2 separate regions of the Homo sapiens genome follow, and region 2 is linked to region 1. A link is a loop called in an ENCODE intact Hi-C map of the cell type or tissue named here. Cell type or tissue: ascending aorta. All regions are shown on one strand. Each heading gives the region's core, and the rest is flanking DNA. Links, peaks and the distances in the headings are about the cores only.

Region 1 (11,745 bases), core at 2,282-10,281:
AAACCTGAAAAGTAGTATGTTAGTGCAACTGATGTTTATAAAGGAAGAGTCATGGTTGTTCAGGATTGGTCCGTGTTAAGCAGAAGGAGGTCTGCTATGAGCCACGTGGGATAAGAAACATTATGTGATTGGATCTTAGACAATTGGGGGTGAATCTGGGGAGGTGAGGACCCAGAAAGGGATGGTGGTCAAAACTAAAATAAGATAAAGATATCCATCTCACCCCAGTTAAAATAGCTTATATCTGGCCAGATGCAATTGCTCACGCCTGTAATCCCAGCACTTTGGGAGGCTGAGGCGGGCAGATCACCTGGGGTCGGGAGTTCACGACCAGCCTGACCAACATGGAGAAACGCTGTCTCTACCAAAAATACAAAAAATTAGCCAGGCGTGGTGGAGCATGCCTGTAATCCCAGCTACTCATGAGGCTGAGGCAGGAGAATTGCTTGAACCTGAGAGGCGGAGGTTGCAGTGAGCCGAGATTGCACCATTGCACTCCAGCCTGGGCAACAAGAGTGAAACTCCGTCTCAAAAAAAAAAAAAAAAGCTTATATCCAAAAGACAGCAAAGAACAAATGCTGGTGGAGAAAAGGGAACCCTCATACTCTGTTGGTGGGAATGTAAATTGGAGGTTCCTCAAAACTAAAAATTAAGCTAAAAATTGATCCTGCCATCCCACTGCTGGGTATATACCCAAAAGAAAGGAAATCAGTAGATTAAGGAGATCTCTGCACTCCCATATTTTTTGCAGCACTGTCCACGACAGTGAAGATTTGGAAACAACCTGAGTGTCCATCAACAGAAGAATGGATACAGAAAATGTGGTGCTTATACACAATGGAGTACTATTCAGCCATGAAAAAGAATGAGATCCTGCCATTTGCAAAAACGTGGATGGAACTGGAGGTCATTATGTTAAGTGAAATAAGCCAGGCACAGAAAGACAAACGGCATGTTCTCATTTATTTGTGGGAATTAAAATAATCAAAACAATTGAACGAGGACAGGCATGTTGGCTCACGCCTGTAATCCCAGCACTCTGGGAGGCCGAGGCGGGTGGATCACTTGAGGTCAGGAGTTCCAGACCAGCCTGGCTGACATGGTGAAACCCCATCTCTACTAATACAAAAATTAGCCAGGCGTGGTGGCGCGTGCCTGTAATCTCAGCTGCTAGGGAGGCTGAGGCATGAGAATCACTTGAACCTGGGAGGCAGAGGTTGCAGTGAGCCAAGATCGCACCATTACACTCCAGCCTGGGCGACAGAGTGAGACTCCATCTCGAAACAAAACAAAACAAAAAAAGCAGTTTTTTTTTTTTTTTTAACATATAGACAGAAGGTTACCAGAGGCTGGGAAGGGTCGTCGGCGGGATGGATGGGGGAGGTGGGGATGGTTAATGGGTACAATACTCAACACAAATAGAAAGAATGAATAAGACATACTATTTGATAGCACAACAGGATGACTATTGTTAATAATAATAGTACATTTCAAAATAGCTAAATGAATGTAATTGGATTGTTTGTCACACAAAGGATAAGTTCTTAAGGGGATGGCGACTTCATTCTCCACAATGTGATTATTTCTCATTGCATGCCTGTATCAAATATCTTGTGAACCCCATACATATATACAGCTACCATGTACCCGCACAATTAAAAATTAAAAATTTAAAAATAAACTATATTCGTGATGGCAAAATAATAATAATAATATAGGGATGGCGAGATCTTGTTTAAAAGTTACTGAGGCTGGGCGTGGTGGCTCAGGCCTGTAATCCCAACACTTTGGGAGGCCGAGGTGGGAGAATCACTTGAACTCAGGAGTTTGATACCAGCCTGGGCAACATAGAGAGACCCTTATCTCCAAAAAAAAAAAAAAAAAAAAAAAATTACTAACCAGGGAGCGCTAGGGTTGCTGGAGGAGGGGTGTATCAAAGTTTTTTTTTCTGTGACTAGTATTGGGTTTTAAGTCTCTGTAGGCCAGTCTGCTGGGCAATTTAGAAACTGAACCGGGACAGAGAGGACAAATTGGAACCTACAAGAACAATCTAGGCCAGGTGCGGTGGCTCACTCCTGCAATCCCAGCATTTTTGGAGATTGAGGCAGGCGGATCATTTGAAGTCAGGAGTTCGAGACCAGCCTGGCCAACATGGTGAAACCCCATCTCTATGAAAATACAAAAATTAGCTGGGCATGATGGCGGGTGCCTGTAATCCCAGCTACTCAGGAGGCTGAGGCCGGAGAATCGCTTGAACCCGGGAGGTGGAGGTTGCAGTGAGCAGAGATGGCACCATTGCATTCCAGCCTGAGCAACAGAGCGAGATTCCGTCTCAAAAAAAAAAAAAAAAAAAAAAAAAAATTAGAATCCTTGAAGACAAACTGGAACCCCCGCCCCCAACCAACGTCTCTTTTCCCACCTTCAACCTCAATTCCACGCTTGACCTGCAGGGGAAGCTGGTGCCTTTTGCCCCCACAGAGCTGCTCCGGTGCTGGCCCCAAGTTCACCGACGCTGAAAAGGAGACCGGCAGGAGCAGGTGGAGTCCCAGAGGCTGCCCCAAGCCAATAAGGTGAGCCCACAGACCAGTCATGAAATGCATGAGCCATGTGGCACCCTGTGCAGACCTTCTCACAGCACCAGCCGCTGTGTAAATCTAATGCACATTTCTCTTTTAGACGACTCTAACCAACAGCCACCTGCAGAAAGCTATTCTAGGACACACAAGCCCAGCTTAGCTAAACTGGCACTGAACAAAATCAACATACAGCCCAGAGAGGGAACTGTCATCCAGAAACTTCACGACAGAACAGGAACTAAGCCGCGTGACACAATATGGGACCCCTTTCTCAGGGAACTCCATGGTATTGTATAATGTTAAATCTGTGCGCCCAGGAGTCAGGGTGCTGAGGCGGGAAGTCTAGCTTTGCCATTCACTAGCTGTGTGACCTTAGGTAAGTGAATTAACCTCTCTGATCTTCGGTTTTCCTGACTATAAAACCGGAGGCATCAGGCCGGGCGCGGTGGCTCACGCCTGTAATCCCAGCACTTTGAGAGGCCAAGACGTGCAGATCACGAGGTCAGGAGATCGAGACCATCCTGGCTAACACGGTAAAACCCCGTCTCTACTAAAAATACAAAAAAATTAGCCGGGCCTAGTGGTGGGCGCCTGTAGTCCCAGCTACTCGGGAGGCTGAGGCAGAAGAATGGCGTGAACCCGGGAGGCGGAGCTTGCAGTGAGCCGAGATCGTGCCATTGTACTCTAGCCTGGGCAACAAGAGCAAAACTCCATCTCAGGAAAAAAAAAAATCTAGTATTGATGAGCATGTGGCGAAACTGGATTTTTTTTTTTTACACTGTTTGGTGGGAGAATAAAATGGTACGACCAGTTTGGGAAACTTGTAGAATCTGCTAAGGCATTTGTTCAGGCTTAAAACTAATGGATATGTACATATATGTTCACCAAGAAACATAGACCACGTAATATGTGATTCCATTTATGTAAAATACAAAAACAGGCAAAACTAACCTATGCTGTTGAAAGTCAAGATAGTGGCTTCCCTTAAGAGGATATAGTGATTTGGAGAAAGCACAGGATATCCTCTGGGAATGCTATGATGTTCATTTACTGATTTGGGTGCTGGTTACACCATGTGTTCAGTTAATGGATTTTCATTTATAATTCGTGCACTTCTGACTACGTGTAAAAACAAAGTTTCAGGGGATGTCGGTTTCAGGTGTTGTTTGATCCTGAGGCATATGATGTCTTCCTGACTATGGCCTGGTTTCTGGTTGTTCCCTCAACTCTGCCTTCCTCTAGATGCAAAGTTCATCCTCAAAGTGTTTATTGGCTGGACGCGGTGGTTCATGCCTGTAAGCCCAGCACTTTGGGAGGCCGGGGCAGGTGGATCACTTGAGGTCAGGAGTTTGAGACCAGCCTGGACAACATGGTGAAACCCTGTCTCTACTAAAAACACAAAAAGTTAGCCGGGCGTGGTGGCGGGCGCCTGTAATCTCAGCTGTTTTACAGGCTGGGGCAGGAGAATTGCTTGAACCTGAGAGGTTGAGGTTGCAGTGAGTCGAGATCGCGCCACTGCACTCCAGCCTGGGCGACAGAGCAAGACTCTGTCTGAAAGAAAGAAGGAAAGAAAGAAAAAAGAAGGAAGGAAGGAAGGAAGGAAGGAAGGAAGGAAGGAAGGAAGGAAGAGAGTTTGTCATGCTTCCAAGACAGCCTCCTGTAGCTCCTATACTTAGTCTTTCACGTCTAGGAGGAAAGAGAGAGTCTTCCTCCGCTTACCAGTTGCAGAAATCCTTACCTTCATTCTGACTGGACTTACTGAGTTCACGTGTCTAACCTTTAACCAATCTCAGAGAAGAGGGGCATATTAAGCACTAATTGCTTTTTGTCCAGGTTACCTGGGTGACCATTTCTGAACCAATCACTGTGGGAAGGAGGGTGAGATTATGCTAATTGGTTCAAGCCAATCAGGGCTTATCCCTGGAACTGGGGGTATAAAGGGTGTCGACCTAACCCAAATGTTTTGGCTTTATTAATGGGGACTGGGGAGGAGAGGAATAGACATTGTGGATGTCATCACATGGGGGAGACATTTCTTATTTATTTTTAAACATTTATTTGAAACAACCATAAACCTACAGAAGAGTTGCAAATATAGTATAAAGAATGTTTTCGCGGCCAGGTGCAATGGCTGTGGCCTGTAATCCTAGCATTTTGGGAGGCCGAAGTGGATGGATCACCTGAGGTTGGGAGTTCAAGACCAGCCTGGCCGACATGGTGAAACTACATCTCTACTAAAAATACAAAAATTAGCTGAGCTTGGTGGCACATGCCTGTAATCCCAGCTACTTGGGAAGCTGAGGCAGGAGAATCGCTTGAACTGGGGAGGCAGAGGTTGCAATGAGCCAAGATCGGGCCACTGCACTCTAGCCTGGGCAACAGAGGGAGACTTCATCTCAAAAAAAAAAAAAAAAAAAAAAGAATGTTTTATCCTCTGAAGCATTTTGAGTCTAAATTGTCATATCGCTCTGAATATTATAGTGTGTGTGTGTGTGTGTGTGTGTGTCCTACATGCAAGAACATTCCACTGTAAAGATACATTTGTTCCCTTTGATGAGTATTATATGGGCAGGTACTTTGATAGTTCACATTCTTCACCAAACTTTGCATTCACGTGCTTATATCTACATCAACTCATAGATTCTAATTTTATTCAAGGGGTTATAATCTGTTACTTTCATTTTTAACGTTGATGCTCAAATTGTCCCAGGGTTGGCCAGTGGGAGCATTTCAGGCTGGTTCCTCTGTCTTTCCAGGTGTTCTCATTTTTTTTTTTTAATCACTTCCTTACTTTCTGACCCCAAAAGATGCCCCGGGTGCCTCTTGTACATTCGCTGTCCCCTCACCCCTGGAATCGGCTATTATTCAAAGGAGAATCGCGGGCGCTTCTGAGGGCTGGTGGCCGACCCCTCACCTCCGAATGACCCCCTCAGACTCTTGATTTCAATGCGGCCAGTCGGCCAATGGCAGAGGAGATGGATGCTTCAGCGGTTGCCATGGAGACCGCCAGGCCGCAGAGCGGAAGGAGGCGGTGACGTCACCGCGGGAGCAAGTGCAGCGGCCACATCCTCGTCCTAGTCCGGCGACAGGGCACTGAGTGCAACCTCTGGGCCAGCGGTGAGGGACGCGCCTCCCTGCCTGCCAGGGCCGCGCCTACGACACTCTGTTGGCAGTTGTCCCAGGGAGATCAGCAGTCCCAGATCCGGAGAGACCGTTGGGGCCTGTGAGACCTTCGGAGGCCACGCCAAGAAAGGGGAAGCATCATCTTTAGACCCTCCTTGGTGCAGCCTTGCCCAGGACCCGGGAGCCACGAGTCAGGTGGCAAACACCGCCTTCTGCTTCTCCAGCACGCGTAAGTCCCTGGGAATCTTCGAGCCCACTCAGAGGGAGCCACAGAAGCCCCGACGTTGCACAGCCCTGCAGGCAGGGGCTGGGGGCATCCTTCACTGAGCTGGACGAAGGGGTCCTGGGAGCGGCCTCCGGCCCCTGAGGCCTCACTCTCTCGTAGCCTTTGGGAAGGAATCGCGGCATCCTGGATAATTTCGTGGATTCCCGAGGCAGCTCAGGTGTCCACCAGCGGGCATACTGCTGCCTCAAAGAGTTGGGCAAGATGCTGTTCGGGGTGAAGGACATTGCACTGTTGGAGCACGGGTGCAAGGCCCTGGAGGTGGACAGTTACAAGTCCCTGATGATCCTGGGGATCCCGGAGGACTGCAACCACGAGGAATTCGAAGAGATTATTCGGCTGCCCCTCAAACCTCTAGGCAAGTTCGAAGTGGCTGGGAAGGCCTATCTGGAAGAAGATAAATCCAAGGCGGCCATCATTCAGCTGACGGAGGACATCAATTACGCCGTGGTCCCCAGGGAGATCAAGGGCAAGGGCGGTGTGTGGAGAGTGGTCTACATGCCCCGGAAGCAGGACATTGAATTCCTGACCAAGCTGAACCTCTTTCTGCAGAGCGAGGGCAGGACGGTGGAGGATATGGCCCGGGTCCTGAGGCAGGAACTGTGTCCCCCAGCCACGGGCCCCAGAGAGCTGCCTGCAAGAAAGTGCTCTGTGCCTGGGCTGGGGGAGAAACCGGAGGCTGGGGCCACCGTCCAGATGGACGTGGTGCCACCTCTGGACTCCTCCGAGAAGGAGAGCAAGGCTGGAGTTGGCAAGAGGGGCAAAAGGAAGAACAAGAAAAACCGCCGGCGGCATCACGCCTCAGACAAGAAGCTGTGAGGTGGTGGCATCGGGTGGGCGTGGGGAGTGTCTGAGGGGGTGTGGGTGATGACTGTGGGAGGGTAGGTACCACCTCACTACGTTTAAGGAGTGCGAGTGAGTGTGGGTAATGCAAGGGAGGGTGGGAATGACTCTAGTGAGTGGGTAACTTTGGAGTAAGAATGGGTATCATTTGGATAGCACAGGTAACATCTGACTAGTGCGAAAGAGGTGGATATCTTTATCTGAGTTAACTAACTTGTGGGTTACATCTGAGTGGGTGTGGTTAACGTCTGGGTGCCCGTGGCTCATTTATTCATCTTACAGATATTTATTGCATACCTACTATGTTCCAGGAGCTGGGGATATGGAAGGGAGTAAACTCAATAAAAATCCCTGCCTTCATGGCACTCAGAGTAAGTGGGTAATATTTGAATTACTTGGAGACATCAGAGTGAGCGTAGGTAGCATTTGAGTACATGTGGGTAACAGCTGAATGATCATAAAATCTGGTTGAGTGTGGATTGCTCATTCATCCATGTATCCATGCAACCAACAAAATTTCCTGAGGACCTACAGTGTGCCAGGCACTGGGGATACAGAAGGGGAATAAACAGACCAAAACCTTGCCCGTGACTCTCATAGTAGCTATTTGAGTAGGTGCGGGTAACATTTGGGTTACTTGAATACACGTTAGTGAGTGTGGGTAGCATTAGAGTGTGTGGGTGGCATCCGCGTATAATTGAAAGTAGTTGTGGGTAATATTTGAGAGTGTGCGGGTAACACCTGAATATGTGTATGGGTATCATTTGAGTAGATGAGAGTAATTTCTAAGCGAGGAAGGGTCTCAAAGACCCACAAATATCTTCCGCTACTCGGGAGACCCCGCGGGACCAGCCGCGCAGGCGCAGTCAGAGCCAGAACCTAGCAGCGCGTCCGACCGTTGCTATGGAGACCACAGGCTGACCCCAGGCGCCTGCGCCCTTTGCAGAAAATGGAGGAGGTGGAAACGGTCCTGGATTCCAAGGTTTTGCAGATCTCTTACTGGAGTTGAAGAAAACTCACGCAGACCCAGGAGGAACGTGTCAGGGAGATCCCTACTCGGGAGAAGGGCCGCCATCCTCCTTCGGCTGTCACCCACGGCCTGATTCTGGGGACAGCCTCTCTTGCTGGGGGGAGGCGGGCGGCACGGACCCCTCTAGCTTTGCGCCCTCCTGGAAATCCTGTTATTGCAAAGTCTAGAGCCGTTTTCTGTGTTTCAAAAGCATGTACCTTGAATGTACCTCTGGCACAAACTTGTTCGGAGTGGGCCACCCTGTTTTGCGCATGTCAAGCAGAAACCATGGCTGAGAGTGAGTTGCCTGCTCCCCACCTCTGAGGAACTCACTGATCTGTAAGCGGCTCTTGAAAAGCTGTCGTCTTTCTCTACACGCTGAGTCTCTCTTACAGAAGTGGTCAGAAGCGGGACCCTTCTGCCCCGATTGGCGCCTGGGGTGAGGGTGTGAGTCTCCCCAAGTTAAATTCCAGAAGCTCTGGCTTGGTGAGGAGGAGTGAACTCCACTCTCTAAAGAAGAGGCAAGGCTTCTGGGCAATGGTCCAAAAGGAGGTAAATCATTAAGAGGCCATTTTCAAGAGTTACCAATGAACGACGTTAACACTGAGGTGAAGAAGAATTTTAAAAATCAGGTAAAATCCAAATACATGTGAGTAGGCAGATCTTTTGCTCAGAGACAACGGACCTGTCAATTTGCAAACTTGTTAGTTCAAGGATCTGCAAAGGTTTGACTGAATCTCTTTTCAAAAATGTAACTTACACACAACACAAAGACTCAGCCTACCAAATTGTAATGTCAGAGACTCCTAACGTCTTTTTTTTTTGAGACAGAGTCTCGCTCTGTCACCAGGCTGGAGTGCAGAGGTGCAATCTCAGCTCACTGCAACCTCTGACTCCCTGGTCCAAGCGATTCTCCTGCCTCAGCCTCCCTAGTAGCTAGGATTACAGGCATGAACCACCACGTCCAGCTAAATTTTGTATTTTTACTAGAGAAAGGGTTTCACCATGTTGGCCAGGATGGTCTCAATCTCCCGCCTTGGTCTCCCAAAGTGCTGGGATTGCAGGTGTAAGCCACTGCGCCCAGCTTCTCTGTTGATTCTTTTTTTTTTTTTTTTTTTTTTTTTGAGGTGGAGTCTCCTTCTGTAGCCCAGGCTGGAGTGCAGTGGCACGATCTTGGCTCACTGCAACCTCTGCTTCCTGGGTTCAAGTGATTCTCCTGCCTCAGCCTCCTGAGTATCTGGGACTACAGGTGCGCACCACCACGCCCAGCTAATTTTTGTATTTTTAGTAGAGACAGGGTTTCACCGTATTAGCCAGGATGGTCTCAATCTCCTGACCTTGTGATCCGCCCACTTCGGCCTCCCAAAGTGTTGGGATTACAGGCGTGAGCCACCACGCCCGGCCTGATTTTTCTATTCCTTGTAAATGCCCAGCCTGGGCATACCCACTCGCAGAATATTGTACTACTGTGTTCGTTATTGCATCCCAGAGTCTGAGCTTGAATAAATGCTACGAAAGCCTCCAGCGTGTTTGTTGCATGCTGCTCTCCCATCAAGGCATAATCGTTGTATAATAAGGGATAGTGTGACATTTCTTATCATATTGCAGCATGAAGACTGTATTTTGTGCTTATTGTGGATTTCAGGGGTATAACATTTATATTTGTGATACACAACATGCGTGGTTGTTCAATGTTGCCCATGAAATCAAAATCCTACCACTTCTCTTTCAAGATTTTCTGGACCAAAGTGTATCCTGGGACTCCAATGCAAGTTGTCATGCAAAACTGTCACCATTTGAAGCTACTTAGCTGAGTGAAAACATCACTGGTAGGGCAAATCCCAAGCAAAAATTCACAAGTAAATTGAATGTGCCAGCTGTTGGAGGGCTGCATCTGGCTTCTGTAAACCCCTGATTTCAAAAGGGGGTTCAGCTAAAACTCTTCATTGTTCTTTGTGATTGAGATGCTCTTTTGTACAAATATGAACTCATAAAATAAATGTATGCTAATGAAATCATAGTCTGCCCCTTGACATATGGGGGGAAATCCATGTAAGATTTAATTTGGAAAAATGATGTGGCTGCTAAAACAAGTACTGAAAACTGCTTCCATGGCCTGAAGTCTTCCAGGACTGCATTTATTTTTATTTTTATGTACTTATTTATTTTTGAGACAGAGTCTCTCTCTGTTGCCCATGCTGGAGTGCAGTGGCGTGATCTTGACTCACTGCAAGCTCCGCCTCCCGGGTTCACACTATTCTCCTGCCTCAGCCTCCCAAGTAGCTGGGACTACAGGCACCTGCCACCACACCTGGCTAATTTTTTTGTATTTTTAGTAGAGTCGGGGTTTCACCGTGTTAGCCAGGATAGTCTCGATCTCCTGACCTCGTAATCTGCCCGCCTCTGCCTCCCAAAGTGCTGGGATTACAGGTGTGAGCCACCGCGCCCGGCGGAAACACAGCTTTCTTTTATCCTACGGACTTCTCAGGATGTCAGGTCATTTTCCAGTGGCTGGTGTGAAAGGTGAAACAATTTAACTGAAACAAAAACAGTAACAGCTATCTTGTGTTCCAGGCACTATGCCACATTCCTTCATATCATTAACCCATCATATCCTGCCAACCCTGTGAGTTATGGCCCTATAGGTCCACAATCCCTTATAAAAACCCTCAGCCAGGTGTGGTTTCAGGGGTATATGTGGTTCAGAGTTTTGGATTTTAGAAAAATGATACAGTGACTATACCTTATATTGTAGAATTTACTTCCCAGGGGGATGCGGGAAGCCCTTATAATCCCATCAATACTTCTGTAGTGGGCTAGGTGCAGTGGGTCACGCCTGTAATCCCAGTACTTTGGGAGGCCAAGGTGGGAGAATTGCTTGAGGCCAGGAGTTCAAAACCAGCCTGGTCAACACAGCAAGACCCCTATCTCTACAAAAACTAAAAAAAAAAAAAAAAAAATTAGGCACGGTGGCATGCACCTGTAGTCCCAGCTACTCTGGAGGCTGAGGTGGAAGGATCGCTTGAGGCCAGCAGATCAAGGCTGCAGTGAACTGTGATTGCACCACTGCACTCCAGCCTGGATGACAGAGTGATACCCCCCTACATCTCAAAAAAAAAAAAAAGACCAGATAAGAGATTAGATTATCAAACTGTACTATTATTAAGATCATCATCTCATTCTATGGATGAAGAAAGTAAAGCTCAGAAAGGCTAAGTAACTTGTCTAAGGCTACAGAGCAAAGCACAACAGGAATTGAAAACAGGCCTCTGACCACATTCTGTGCTCCTCACACTGATTCGGGTCTCTCTCAGTCTGGGAGGCCCCAGCTGACATCGGAGTCATAGAGCATGATTTCTCTGGTAAACGGCTGGGCAGAAGAAATTCTTCAGGATTCCTTGAGAAACAAGCCAGAGGTGGGTGGCACTCTGAGGGCCTGTTTGAAACTGCAGTACACGCTCTGGTTCTAAGTGGGGGCTTAGAGCAGAGAATAATCTTCGTGCATATTGAATAATCATATCTACCAGGCACTATTCTAAGCATTTTACACAAACAATTTAATCCTCATAAGACTCAACACCATGAGACTGATACAATCTCATTCTCCAGATTTGGAAACTGAGGCACAGAGCCACACGATTTGTAAACAGAGCCAGGATGTGAACCGGAACTGAGTCTACAAACAGCTAGACCACACTGCTTTTTTTTTTTTTTTTTTTTTTGAGATGGAGTCTCGCTCTGTGGCCCAGGCTGGAGTGTTGTGGTGCGATCTTGGCTCACTGCAACCTCCGCCTCCTAGGTTCAAGTGATTCTCCTGCCTCAGCCTCCCAAGTAGCTGGGACTAAAGGCGCGTGCCACTACGCCCGGCTAATTTTTTGTATTTTTAGTAGAGTCAGGGTGTCACCATGTTA
Region 2 (11,745 bases), core at 1,478-9,477, 53 kb before region 1:
TGGGATTACAAGCACCCACCACCACGCCTGGCTAATTTTTTATTTTATTTTTTTTTTGAGACGGAGTCTCACTCTGTGGCCCAGGCCGGAGTGCAATGGCGCAATCTCGGCTCACTGCAAGCTCCGCCTCCCGGGTTTGTGCCATTCTTCTGCCTCAGCCTCCAGAGTAGCTGGGACTACAGGCGCCCGCCACCACACCTGGCTAATTTTTTTGTATTTTTAGTAGAGACGAGGTTTCACCATCTTAGCCAGGATAGTCTTGATCTCCTGACCTCATGATCCACCCACCTCGGCCTCCCAAAGTGCTGGGATTACAGGCGTGAGCCACCGCACCCGGCCCAGTCTGCTTTTTAGAAAAGTCTCCTGGTTCATTAGAAAATGAAGATGTGTCAAATCATTTCAGCCGCACCACTGAACGGTGGTATAGTTTAATCAGTGACATTTAGCAAATGATGGCTTTAATACACACAAAATGTAAAGCAACACAACCACCGTGGTGCACGAGATGATTGGGTTCATAAAGAGTGAGGATTTCTAGCACACCACAGGCTGGCATGGGCTCAAGTTTTAAGCATCAAGGTGGCTTCACTGTGTTGGCAAAACAGCCCGGGCCCTGCAAATGCCCACAGATAGGAGAGTGGCCAAGTGAACCATGGTCCAACCACACAAGGGTTCTTCTGCAGTCTTGAAAGGACGGACTGGAGAGTTTCCACTGGGACCTTTTGAGTGAACACAGTGAGATGCAAGAAAAGTTCATACACTATGACCCTTTCCCCTTTATTTGATAAAAAATGAAATACTCCCAACAACTTCTGTACGTATCTGCATAGGTGTCTGTATTAGGATTTATTGTTATTATTATTATTATTTTGAGACGGAGTCTCACTCTGTTGCCCAGGCTGCAGTGCAGTGGCACGATCTCGGCTCACTGCAACCTCCGCCTCCTGGGTTCAAGCGATTCTCCTGCCTCTGCCTCCCAAGTAGCTGGGATTACAGGTGTTCCCACCGCCACACCCAGCTAATTTTTGTGTTTTTAGTAGAGACGGAGTTTCACCATGTTGGCCAGGCTGGCCTCAAATTCCCGACCTCAGTTGATTTCGCCCGTCTGGGCCTCCCAAAGTGCTGGGATTACAGGTGTGAGCCACTGCACCTGGTTGTACCTTTCCTCTTACTAGGACCCAGTCATTGGATCTACAGCCCAACCCAATTCGGCATGATCTCATCTTCACTGAGATTCTGAGTGGACATGAACTTTGAGAGACACAATTCAACACAGCACAGCCCTGTTCTAGAAGCTGGGGGCACACCAGAGCAGAACAGATAGAAAGGCCCCACCCGCAGAGCTGATGGTCTGTTAAAAAGACAAGGACAATAAACGGGGTAAAGAAATAAGCTATCTATTGTGTCAACCTGAAAAAAAAGACATCAGAGAAAAATGTCTTCTGATAGCAGGAATGTATTCAGGAGTAAGCACAAAGGATTGTAATCCAGGATGCAGGGCTATGGCAAGCCACAGATGCGTCTGAGGAGGGGGGACAAAGAGAGGCTTTTCCTGGCCAAAAACAGAAGCTCACATAAGCTGTTTGAAAGCAGAGTTTCTTGATTTCAGAGGCTCAAAACCAGAGTTGGCGTGATTGGTGGAGATGCTGTTACCGGGTAGGTGTTCTTTTTTTTTTTTGAGATGGAGTCTCGCTCTGTCATCCAGGCTGGAGTGCAGTGGTGCGATCTTGGCTTACTGAAACCTCCGCCTCCCGGGTCCAAGCAATTTTCCTGCCTCAGCCTCCCGAAGAGCTAGGATTACCGTCACACAACACCATGCCCAGCTGAATTTTTTGTGTGCATTTTTTTTGGTTTTGTTTTGTTTTGTTGAGATGGAGTCTCGCCCTGTCCCCCAGGCTGGAATGCAATGGTGTAATATCGGCTCACTGCAACCTCCGCCTCCTGGGTTCTAGCGATTCTCCTGCCTCAGCCTCCCACGTAGCTGGGATTACAGGTGCACGCCACCATGCCTGGCTAATTTTTGTATTTGTAGTAGAGACGGTGTTTCACCATGTTGGTCAGGTTGGTCTTGAACTCCTGACCTCAGGTGATCCACCCACCTCAGCCTCCCAAAGTGCTGGGATTATAGGCGTGAGCCACCGTGCCTGGTCCTTTCGTGTGTATTTTTAGTAGAGACGGGGTTTTGCCATGTTGGCCAGGCTGGTCTTGAACTCCTGACCTCAAGTGATCCGCCTGCCTTGGCCTCCTTTGCAAAGTGCTGGGATAACAGGCATGAGCCACTGCACCCAGCCACTTCCAAGTATTTTTAATGCATATAAAGTATATATGAATAGGTGCATTTTTTCCTTACTTTCGACATAAATAGTAGCATCCTATGCATAATGATCCTTACTTTGCTTTTTTCACTTAACATTGTAGCTTGGACATCTTTATCAGCACATTGAGATCTTCCTCATGCCTTTTTTTTTCTTTTTAACAATTGTGTAGTATTACACTGTGTGAATGAACCATATTTGAAAATCAGTCCCATTATTGGACATTCAGGTTGTTCTCCATCTTTTCTCTTATTTTCTTTCTTTTTTTTTTTTTTTTTTTTTTTGAGACGGAGTCTTTCTCTGTTGCCAGGCTAGGGTGCATTGGTGCGATCTCAGCTCACTGCAACCTCTGCCTCCCAGGTTCTAGCAATTCTCCTGCCTCAGCCTCCTGAATAGCTGGAATTAACAGGCGCATGCCACCATGCCCAGCTAAGTTTTGTATTTTTAGTAGAGATGGTGTTTCATCATGTTGGCCAGGCTGGTCTTGAACTCCTGACCTCAAGTGATCCTGCCTCAGCCTCCCAAAGTGCTGGGATTACAGGCATGAGCCACCGCGTCTGGCCTGAGTTGCTGTGTATAAAAGAAAGCAAGGAGGCTGGCAACTCATCATGGTTTTAATAATATCTCTGATGATGAATGATATTGAGCATCTTTTTATGTGCTTTGAATGAACAGACATATTTTTAGAATCTAGCCTTAGTTTAAGTTTGTAGCTATATGAAATAAAGATATGAAACTCTTGCATCCCCCAATTAAAACATTTTCCTTAATTTTAATAGTGAATCTTTACATAGAGCCAACAAGGTGTCCTATTTTGGCCCCAAGGGGGCTGTTCCAAACACTTTGTATGAATGAACTCATTTCATCCTTACAGCATCCTCACATGGATGATAATTATAGCTTACATTTATTGGGTACTTGTGATGCACCATTCTAAGACCATTACTTGAATTGACTTCTTTAAGCCTCACCTCTTTATGAGTTTGGTACTAGTCTAATAGTTACCATTTTATAGATGAGGAAACTGAGGCACAGAGAAGTTAATTAATTACTTGTCCAAAGCCACACCACCAGGAAGTGTTGACACCCAGGGAGTCTGACTGCTGATATGACATTCCTTTGTGTGTGTGTGTGTGTGAGTCAGGGTCTTGCTCTGTCGTGCAAGCTGGAGTGCAGTGGTGCAATCACAGCTCACTGCAGCCTCGAACTCCTTAAAACCAATATTCTAACTTTAATAAGCAAAACGTTCTACAGTGAAATGGTAATGATATATGTGCAGCAGAATGATGGGTGATTTTCTCCCCATATTTATCAAGTTTTTCTACAGTAATCATACATCACTTTTGTGGTCAGATAAAGAATGTCTATGGCTGGGCTCGGTGGCTCACGCCTGTAATCCCAACACTCTGGGAGGCTGAGGCAGGTGGATCACCTGAGGTCAGGAGTTCGAGACCAGCCTGGTTGACATGGTGAAACCGAGTCTCTACTAAAAATACAAAAATTAGCCAGGTGTGGTGGCACGTGCCTGTAATCCCAGCTACTGAGGAGGCTGAGGCAGGAGAATCATTTGAACCCGGGAGGTGGAGGTTGCAGTGAGCCGAGATCATGCCATTGCACTCCAGCCTGGGCAACAAAGCGAGGCTCTGTCTCAAAAAAAAAAAAGTCTATATAAATGGTGCTAGGGAAAAAAACAAAACAAAAGCAAGTAGACTAAGTAGGGTGGGATGGACGTGGAGCATTTTAATGGAAATACTGGGTTTAGCCAAGGGGAGGGAAAAAGAGGAAAGATGTCCAAATGATTCATTTTTCTCTTCAACCTCTAAGCTAAAAACTTTTCCCCGGGGTGAGTGGGTGGCCCTGAAAGATGGCCTCATTCCTGCAGAAATCTTGTTTCAGTTGGCAAAAAATCTCTCTACTCTTGGATCATACGTTTCTGTTCCTAATTAGGGTGACCCCTCGGTCCTAATGTCCTACCTAACCTATTTCCTTGCATTTAGGGCTTAAATTTATGTAATTCTTTTTTTCTTTTTGTTCTGTTTTTGTTTTTTTGAGACAGAGTCTCACTCTGTCGCTCAGGCTGGAGTGCAGTGGTGCAATCTCGGCTCACTGCAACCTCCGCCTTCTGGGTTCAAGTGTTTCTCCTGCCTCAGTCTCCCGAGTAGCTGGGATTACAAGCGCCCACCACCACGCCCGGCTAATTTTGTATTTTCAGTAGCGATGGGGTTTCATCATGTTGGCCAGGCCTGTCTGTAAATGTATGTGATTCTTATTTCCTTTGTGTGACATCTTCCAAGCCCACAAGACGATAAGATTCCGCCCATAACAAGAGAATATGATCTCTCTCCACATAACACAATGTAAACTCTTCATTACGTTTATTAAATTTGGCTTGCCAGTTTTTCTCCTGTGTTACCTCTTCAAGTAGATATTTATAACTTTTGTCAAACATAAATATACATTTAGAATTCGAGAAATATGATACAAACCTTCTTTAAAAAAAAATAAAGAGACTCATTTGTTCTCTTTCTTTTCTTTGGCCAAGGATTTCAGACAAAAATCAGGAATCATCACCAGCCAAGACTGTGTTCAGACCACGTGACGTCTTCCAGGCACCAGGAAGAAATACGACCAACCTCCGTAACAAATGAGAGAAACTTCACCTGACTGTGTTTTGTGCATTTGGTTTATGAGTCGTTTTAAAAACGTGTACTTTTACTGCTGCGTTCAGGTTTTCAGCCATAGAATATTCTAGAAAAAAATAGTGATAACATTTATTTCACCGCTATAACCCTGAATGTGTAGCTGTGTTTTTTAAAAAAACATTTTTTTACAATTGTAGAATATGTAACATGCCTCCAGAAACGTGCCCTAAACACAAATATATAATTTGGCAAATAATTACATAGCAAGTCCTATGTTACTGTCATCTGATCTAGAAATCATCGTCCTCCCAGAAGCCCCTCATGTGCTCTGGCCATCTCAAATCCCTCCCTGCCCCAGGGATAAATAACATCCTGTTTTGTGATAAACGCTGCCTTTTCTATACACGTGTATGCTTATTAACAAACTATGAATTTCTCCACACGGTAGATTTGATTATGTTTGAATCTTACATGAATGTAATCCTATTGGTGGATTGTTTTTAATGTATGTGTGTGTGTGTTTCAGAAAAAATACATTAAGAAAAGAAAAGGACATGGGGCCTCTCGGTTTCCTGGCCACAATTCCTCACTTGGAATGTTGTTCCCTCACTGTAGAGAGTGGAGACAGCTGCTGGCGTTTTTTCTGTCAGAAGGAAATTCAGGGCCTGCAGCTGTGGCTGTAACCCGACCACCACCCCCGCCTCCCGCCCCAGCTCAAAGGAGAACACATCTCTTCTCCCGCCGCATAATCCTAAGGTTTTATTGGTTATTTCCAGAGAGAGAGAGAGAGCTAACTCAGAACGGCCCAGGATAGAGTTGCTAGGATTGTGGCATAAAACTACTGGACTTTATGTTCTTAATGTTTTGTTTGTTTTTTGAGACGGAGTCTCGCTCTGTCACCAGGCTGGAGTGCAGTGGCGCGATCTCGGCTCATTGCAACCTCCACATCCCAGGTTCAAGCAATTCTCCTGCCTCAGCCTCCCGAGTAGCTGGGACTACAGGTGCCTGCCACCACGCCTGGCTAATTTTTGGATTTTTAGTAGAGACGGGGTTTCACCATGTTGGCCAGGATGGTCTTGATCTCTTGACCTCATGATCCACCCGCCTCGGCCCCCCAAAGTGCTGGGATCACAGGCATGAGCCACTGCACCCGGCCGTTTTTAATTTTTTATCTTACAAATAGACACAGGGTTGGTGGGAGGGCAGGTGTCTCCCTATGTTGCCTAGCCTTGAACTCTTGGCCTCAAGCAATCCTCCCATCTCGGGCTATTTTATTTTATTTCATTTATTTTATTTTATTTTTTGAGACAGAGTCTTGCTCTGTCACCCACGCTGGAGTACAGTGGTGTGATCTTGGCTCACTGCAACCTCCACCTCCCGGGTTCAAACGATTCTCCTGAGTCTCCTGAGTAGTTGGGATTACATGCATGGGCCACCATGCCTAGCTAATTTTTGCATTTTTAGTAGAGACGGGGTTTCACCATGTTGGGCAGGCTAATCTCGAACTCCTGACCTCAAGTGATCTGCCCGCCTCAGCCTCCCAAAGTGCTGGGATTACAGGCGTGAGCCACTGCAACCAGCTGACACTGTAACTTTTGAAAAGCATCATATTTTATTTATTTTTTGTTTTTTGAGACGGAGTCTCACTCCGTTGCCCAAGCTGGAGTGCAGTGGCACAATCTTGGCTCACTGCAAGCTTCGCCTCCCGGGTTCACGCCATTCTCCTGCCTCAGCCTCCCGAAGAGCTGGGACTACAGGCGCCTGCCACCACATCCGGCTACATTTTTGTATTTTTTTTTTAGTAGAGACAGGGTTTCACCATGTTAGCCAGGATGGTTTCGATCTCCTGACCTCGTGATCCACCCGCCTCAGCCTCCCAAAGTGCTGGGATTACAGGGGTGAGCCACCGCGCCCGGCCATATTTTCAAACAAGTTAAGAAGTCACACCTGAATCCAAGCAACATAGATGTCTGTAGGGCATCAGCCACCAGCCCTTCTCAGCTCTTCATTTGAAAGACCGGAAAATAGAGAACGACCTGCATAGCCATCCATAGGGGACTCGGTAATTAACCTATGGCAGTGGCTGTCACATGTGTTTGATCATGATCCGTGATAAGAAATACATTTTGCTGTGACCTAGGAGACACACACACACGTAGATATAATAGAAAATAAAGCCAGGCATGGTAGCTCACACCTGTAATCCCAGCACTTTGGGAGGCCGAGGCGGGCAGATCACCTGAGGTCAGGAGTTTGAGACCAGCCTGGTCAACATGGTGAAACCCTGCCTCTGCTAAAAATACAAAAATTAGCCGGGCATGGTGGCATGCACCTGTAATCCTCGCTGAGATCGCACCACTGCACTCCAGCCTGAGTGACAGAGCAAGATTCTGCCTCAATTAAAAAGAAAAGAAAAGAAAAGAAAAAAAATAATTTAAAAAAGGAAACTCTGCAGCAAGAAGGGGCTCTCACAGAACAAATTGGACAGAGCCAGCCAGGTTGAGTCACAGAACCACCATGATGGGTTGTTGCAACTGACTCAGGAGGAAACATCTAGGCGGGATCCCAGAGCCCCCTGGACTTTCTTTGGGTTCAGTGTTTATGGAAACTCTGTGGGTTCTCACTGAACATACACAGCAGGGCAAAATAAAAACTCAAAGGTGAAACACAGCGGAAGAGGATGGAAGGAGAACCCTAAACTGGAAGTGCAGAGATGGAGGGGAGGGTTGGGGCTGCAGGGATGCTTTGTCATGGAAACCACAGTGCCAGTTGTTGCCTTGGAAACCACAGCACATCGTGTTGTCATGGAAACCACTGTAATGATTCCTGTTAAGGGTGCTTGAACTATTTTTAAATCAGCTAGCAATCACTGTGGCTCTTTAATGGGAGAGCAGGCAGGCAGCTGACTCCACTTCACACACACACGCACACACACATATACACACATAGTTGTACCTTTATAATATTTAGGCTGAGGCAAAATTAATTGCAGTTTTTGCCATTGAAAGTAATGGCAAAAACATGGCCAGATGCAATGAAATGGCTCATGCCTGTAATCCCAGCACTTTGGGAGGCTGAGGCGGGAGGATCACTTGAGCTCAGGAGTTTGAGAGCCTGGCCAACATGATGAAACCCTATCTCTACTAAAAGTACAAAAATTAGCCAGGTGTGGTGGTGCACGCCTGTAGTCCCAGCTACTTGAGAGGCTGAGGCAGGAGAATTGCTTGAACCTGGGAGGCAGAGGTTGCAGTGCGCCACTGTACTCCAGCCTAGGAGACAGAGCAAGACTCTGTCTCAAAAAAAAAAAAAAAAAAAAAAAAAAAAAAAAAAAAACCAGGTGTAGTGGCTCATGCCTGTCATCCCAGCACTTTGGGAGGCTGAGGCGGGTGAATCACCTGAGGTCGGGAGTTCGAGACCAGCCTGACTAACATGGAGAAACCCTGTCTCTACTAAAGATGCAAAATTAGCCAGGTGTGGTGGCACATGCCTGTAGTCCCAGCTACCTGGGAGGCTGAGTCAAGAGGACTGCCTGAGCCCAGGAGATGAAGGCTGCGGTGAGCTGTGATTAAGCCACTGCACTCCAGCCTGGGTGACAGAGTGAGACCCCATCTCATAAAATAAAATAAAATAAAATAAAATAAAATAAAATAAAATAAAATAAAAATTGTGGAATATTCCAAACTCAAAGTCAAGAATAGAGAATTGACTGGGCACGGTGGCTCATGCCTATAATTCCAGAACTTTGGGAGGCTGAGACAGGAGTTGGAGACCATCTTACCCAACATAGTGATACCCTGGCCCTACAAAAAAATTTTAAAAATTAGCTGGGCGTGGTGGTGCATGCCTGTGGTCCCAGCTACTCAGGAGGCTGAGGCAGGAGGCTCGCTTGTGCCCAGGAGGTTGAGTCTGTAGTGAGTTGTGATCCTGCCACTGCACTGTAGCCTGGGAGATAGAGCAAGATCCTGTCTCAAGAAGAAAAAAAGCTGGGTGTGGTGGCTCATGCCTGTAATCCTAGCACTTTGGGAGGCCGAGGCGGGCGGATCACGGGGTCAGAAGATCGAGACCATCCTGGCTAACATGGTGAAACCTCATCTCTACTAAAAATACAAAAAATTAGCCGGGCGTGGTGGCGGGCACCTGTAGTCTCAGCTATTTGGGAGGCTGAGGCAGGAGAATGGCGTGAACCCGGGAGGTGGAGCTTACAGTGAGCCGAGATCGCGCCACTGCAAGCCAGCCTGGGTGACAGAGCGAGACTCCGTCTTAAAACAAAACAAAACAAAACAAAGTACAAAAATTTGCCAGGCATAGTGGCGGGTCCCTGTAATCCCAGCTACTTGAGAGGTTGAGGCAGGAGAACTGCTTGAACCCAGGAGGCAGAGGCTGCAGTGAGCCGAGGTCGCGCCACTGCACTCCAGCCTGGGTGACAAAGTGAGACTCAGTCTCGAAAAAAAAAGAATTGATATTTATATAACTAATCCTCATGCATCCCGTGCCATTCTTCATCAAATCTTAATACTATGCTAAATTTATTTACACCTTTTTTTTTTTTTTTTTTTTTTTTTTAGCATTATTGGCTGGACTCAGCAGCTCATGTCTGTAATCCCAGCACTTTGGGAGGCCGAGGCAGGCGGATCACTTGAGGTCAGCAGTTTGAGACCAGCCTGGGCAACATGGGGAAACCCCTTCTCTACTAAAAATACAAAAATTAGCTCAGCATGGTGGCACGTGCCTGTAATCACGGCTACTCAGGAGGCTAAGGTAGGAGAATCGTTTGAACCCTGCAGGTGGAGGCTGAGTGCGCCACTGCACTCCAGCCTGGGGGACAGAGTAAGACTCTGTCTCAGAAAAAAAAAAAAAAAGAGATTTATATAATTAACCCTTATGTATCCCTTGCCATTCTTTATTAAATCTTAATACTATGCTAAATTTATTTACACATCTTTAAACAAAATTATTGTTTAAATAGGCTGTGTCCTACCTCCCATATGACTTGCCCTCTTCTTCTCCCCAGAGATAGTCACTTGGAGGATTATTGCATTTAAAAATCCAGTATTTATCAAAACTCAGTGTCTGTCATTCCCTTGCATGCCAAAATAAATAACTGAAAAAGAGAGAAGAAAAAACAGACAGTGTCTAATTCTAACTGAGTCACTGTGTGACTCAGTTTCCACTGCAGCAACTTTGTCTGCAGCCTGGATCACAAACAAGCTCCCGCATTTGTAAAACTACTTGGCAAACATAGCAAAAGCCTCTGAGATTCAGCAAACATCCATTCCATTTCATTTTAGTTATGATGTTTTACAATCCACTGCTGGTATAAATTTACTTTTTATCCTGTCTAGATTGACGATTTTCTTCTTCTTCTTTTATTTTTTTATTATTATTTTTTTTTGGTCTGACAAATCCTTAGCAGAATTTTCAAACACACTGAGATGTTTTGTTTTCTCTTTGAAGAGAAAGTTCCAGAACTTTGATTCTGTGCTCATGCACTGGGGTTGGGTGGCATTCCTGAAGGGGCAGCCAGGACTGTTAGGAATATTGGCTCTGCAGAAAGCTGAAACCTGGCTTTTGAGGCAAAGCTGAAGGCATCTCTCTCCCTCCCTTGCCCCCCATCTCTCCATTCTGTAACGCATTATTTGTTCACTTTTGTAGTAAAATACACATAACATAAAATTCACTATTTTAACCTATATTTATTTTTCAAAAAATAATTTACTTTTTTTTTTTGTTTGTGAGACGGAGTTTCACTCTTGTTGCCCAGGCTGGAGTGCAATGGCACAATCTCAGCTCACCGCAACCTCCGCCTCCTGGGTTCAAGCGATTCTCCTGCCTTAGCCTCCCAAGTACCTGGGATTACAGGCATGCACCACTATGCCCGGCTAATTTTTGTATTAGTAGTAGACACAGGGTTTCTCCATGTTGGTCAGGCTGGTCTTGAACCCCTGATCTCAGGTGAGCTGCCTGCCTTGGCCTCCCACAGTGCTGGGATTACAGGCGTGAGCCATCGTGCCCAGCCCGTCTTCATTTTTCTACCTTCACTCCTACTAGCGTTCCTGGACCCAGATGTCCTGGATGCAGAGGTCCCTCCTGTTACGGTGGTAGACGCATCTCATTCCCATGGGGGTCCCAAATACTTCTCTAGAGTAACTTTTTTTTTTTTTTTTTTTTTTGAGACGGAGTCTTGCTCTGTCGCCCAGGCTAGAGTGCAGTGGCGTGATCTCGGCTCACTGCAAGCTCTGCCTCCCGAGTTCACGCCATTCTCCTGCCTCAGCCTCCTGAGTAGCTGGGACTACAGGCGCCCGCCACCACGCCCGGCTAATTTTTGTTGTTGTTGTTGTATTTTTAGTAGAGACAGGGTTTCACCATGTTAGCCAGGGTGGTCTCGATCTCCTGACCCACGATCCGCCCGCCTTGGCCTCCCAAAGTGCTGGGATTACAGGCGTGAGCCCGCGCCGGCCTCTCTTTCTTTTTTTGAGACGAAGTCTCGCTCTTGTCCCCCAGGCTGGAATGCCATGGTGCAGCCTCGGCTCACCATGTTGGCCAGGCCATTCTCCTGCCTCAGCCTCCCGAGTAGCTGCGATTACAGGAGCTTGCCACCAGGCCCGGCTAATTTTTTTGGATTTTTAGTAGAGACGGGGTTTCACCATGTTAGCCAGGATGGTCTCGATCTCCTGACGTCCAGATCCACCCGCCTCAACCTCCCAAAGGGTGGGATTACAGACGTGAGCCACCGCGCCCAGCCTCACAGGAACACTCTTGTTCTTGCATCCTTGAGCTTCCAAATAAGA

Evidence for each region. A loop is a pair of places that touch in the nucleus more often than their neighbours do. Peaks named below come from ENCODE experiments on the same cell type or tissue, not always from the same donor. Only the 100,000 strongest peaks of a DNase experiment are listed, where the experiment ranks them.
Region 2: a loop joins it to region 1, with 3 times the contacts of the local background. A loop is called at or near these places in 11 of 110 quality-filtered maps.

What each region holds. Positions count from the first base shown.
Region 1 is chr19:46,422,801-46,434,545 of GRCh38, reverse strand. It overlaps PNMA8C (PNMA family member 8C), which reads left to right and starts at 5,610. Exons shown (of 1, transcript NM_001386793.1): 1 at 5,610-9,849. The coding sequence starts at 6,187. The coding sequence ends at 6,801. RefSeq lists a silencer at 1-168 and enhancers at 5,610-5,879, 7,531-7,580, 7,425-7,931, 8,091-8,220, 7,932-8,439 and 1 more. In ascending aorta, for the core only: no CTCF peak of the experiment used is centred there; DNase peaks (open chromatin) are centred at 5,615 and 7,735; H3K4me3 peaks cover 3,460 bases; H3K27ac peaks cover 3,412 bases.
Region 2 is chr19:46,474,553-46,486,297 of GRCh38, reverse strand. No RefSeq gene overlaps it. Among named protein-coding and RNA genes, the nearest start is that of PNMA8A, 8.9 kb to the right of the region's middle. In ascending aorta, for the core only: no CTCF peak of the experiment used is centred there; DNase peaks (open chromatin) are centred at 7,547 and 7,651; H3K4me3 peaks cover 1,211 bases; H3K27ac peaks cover 6,700 bases.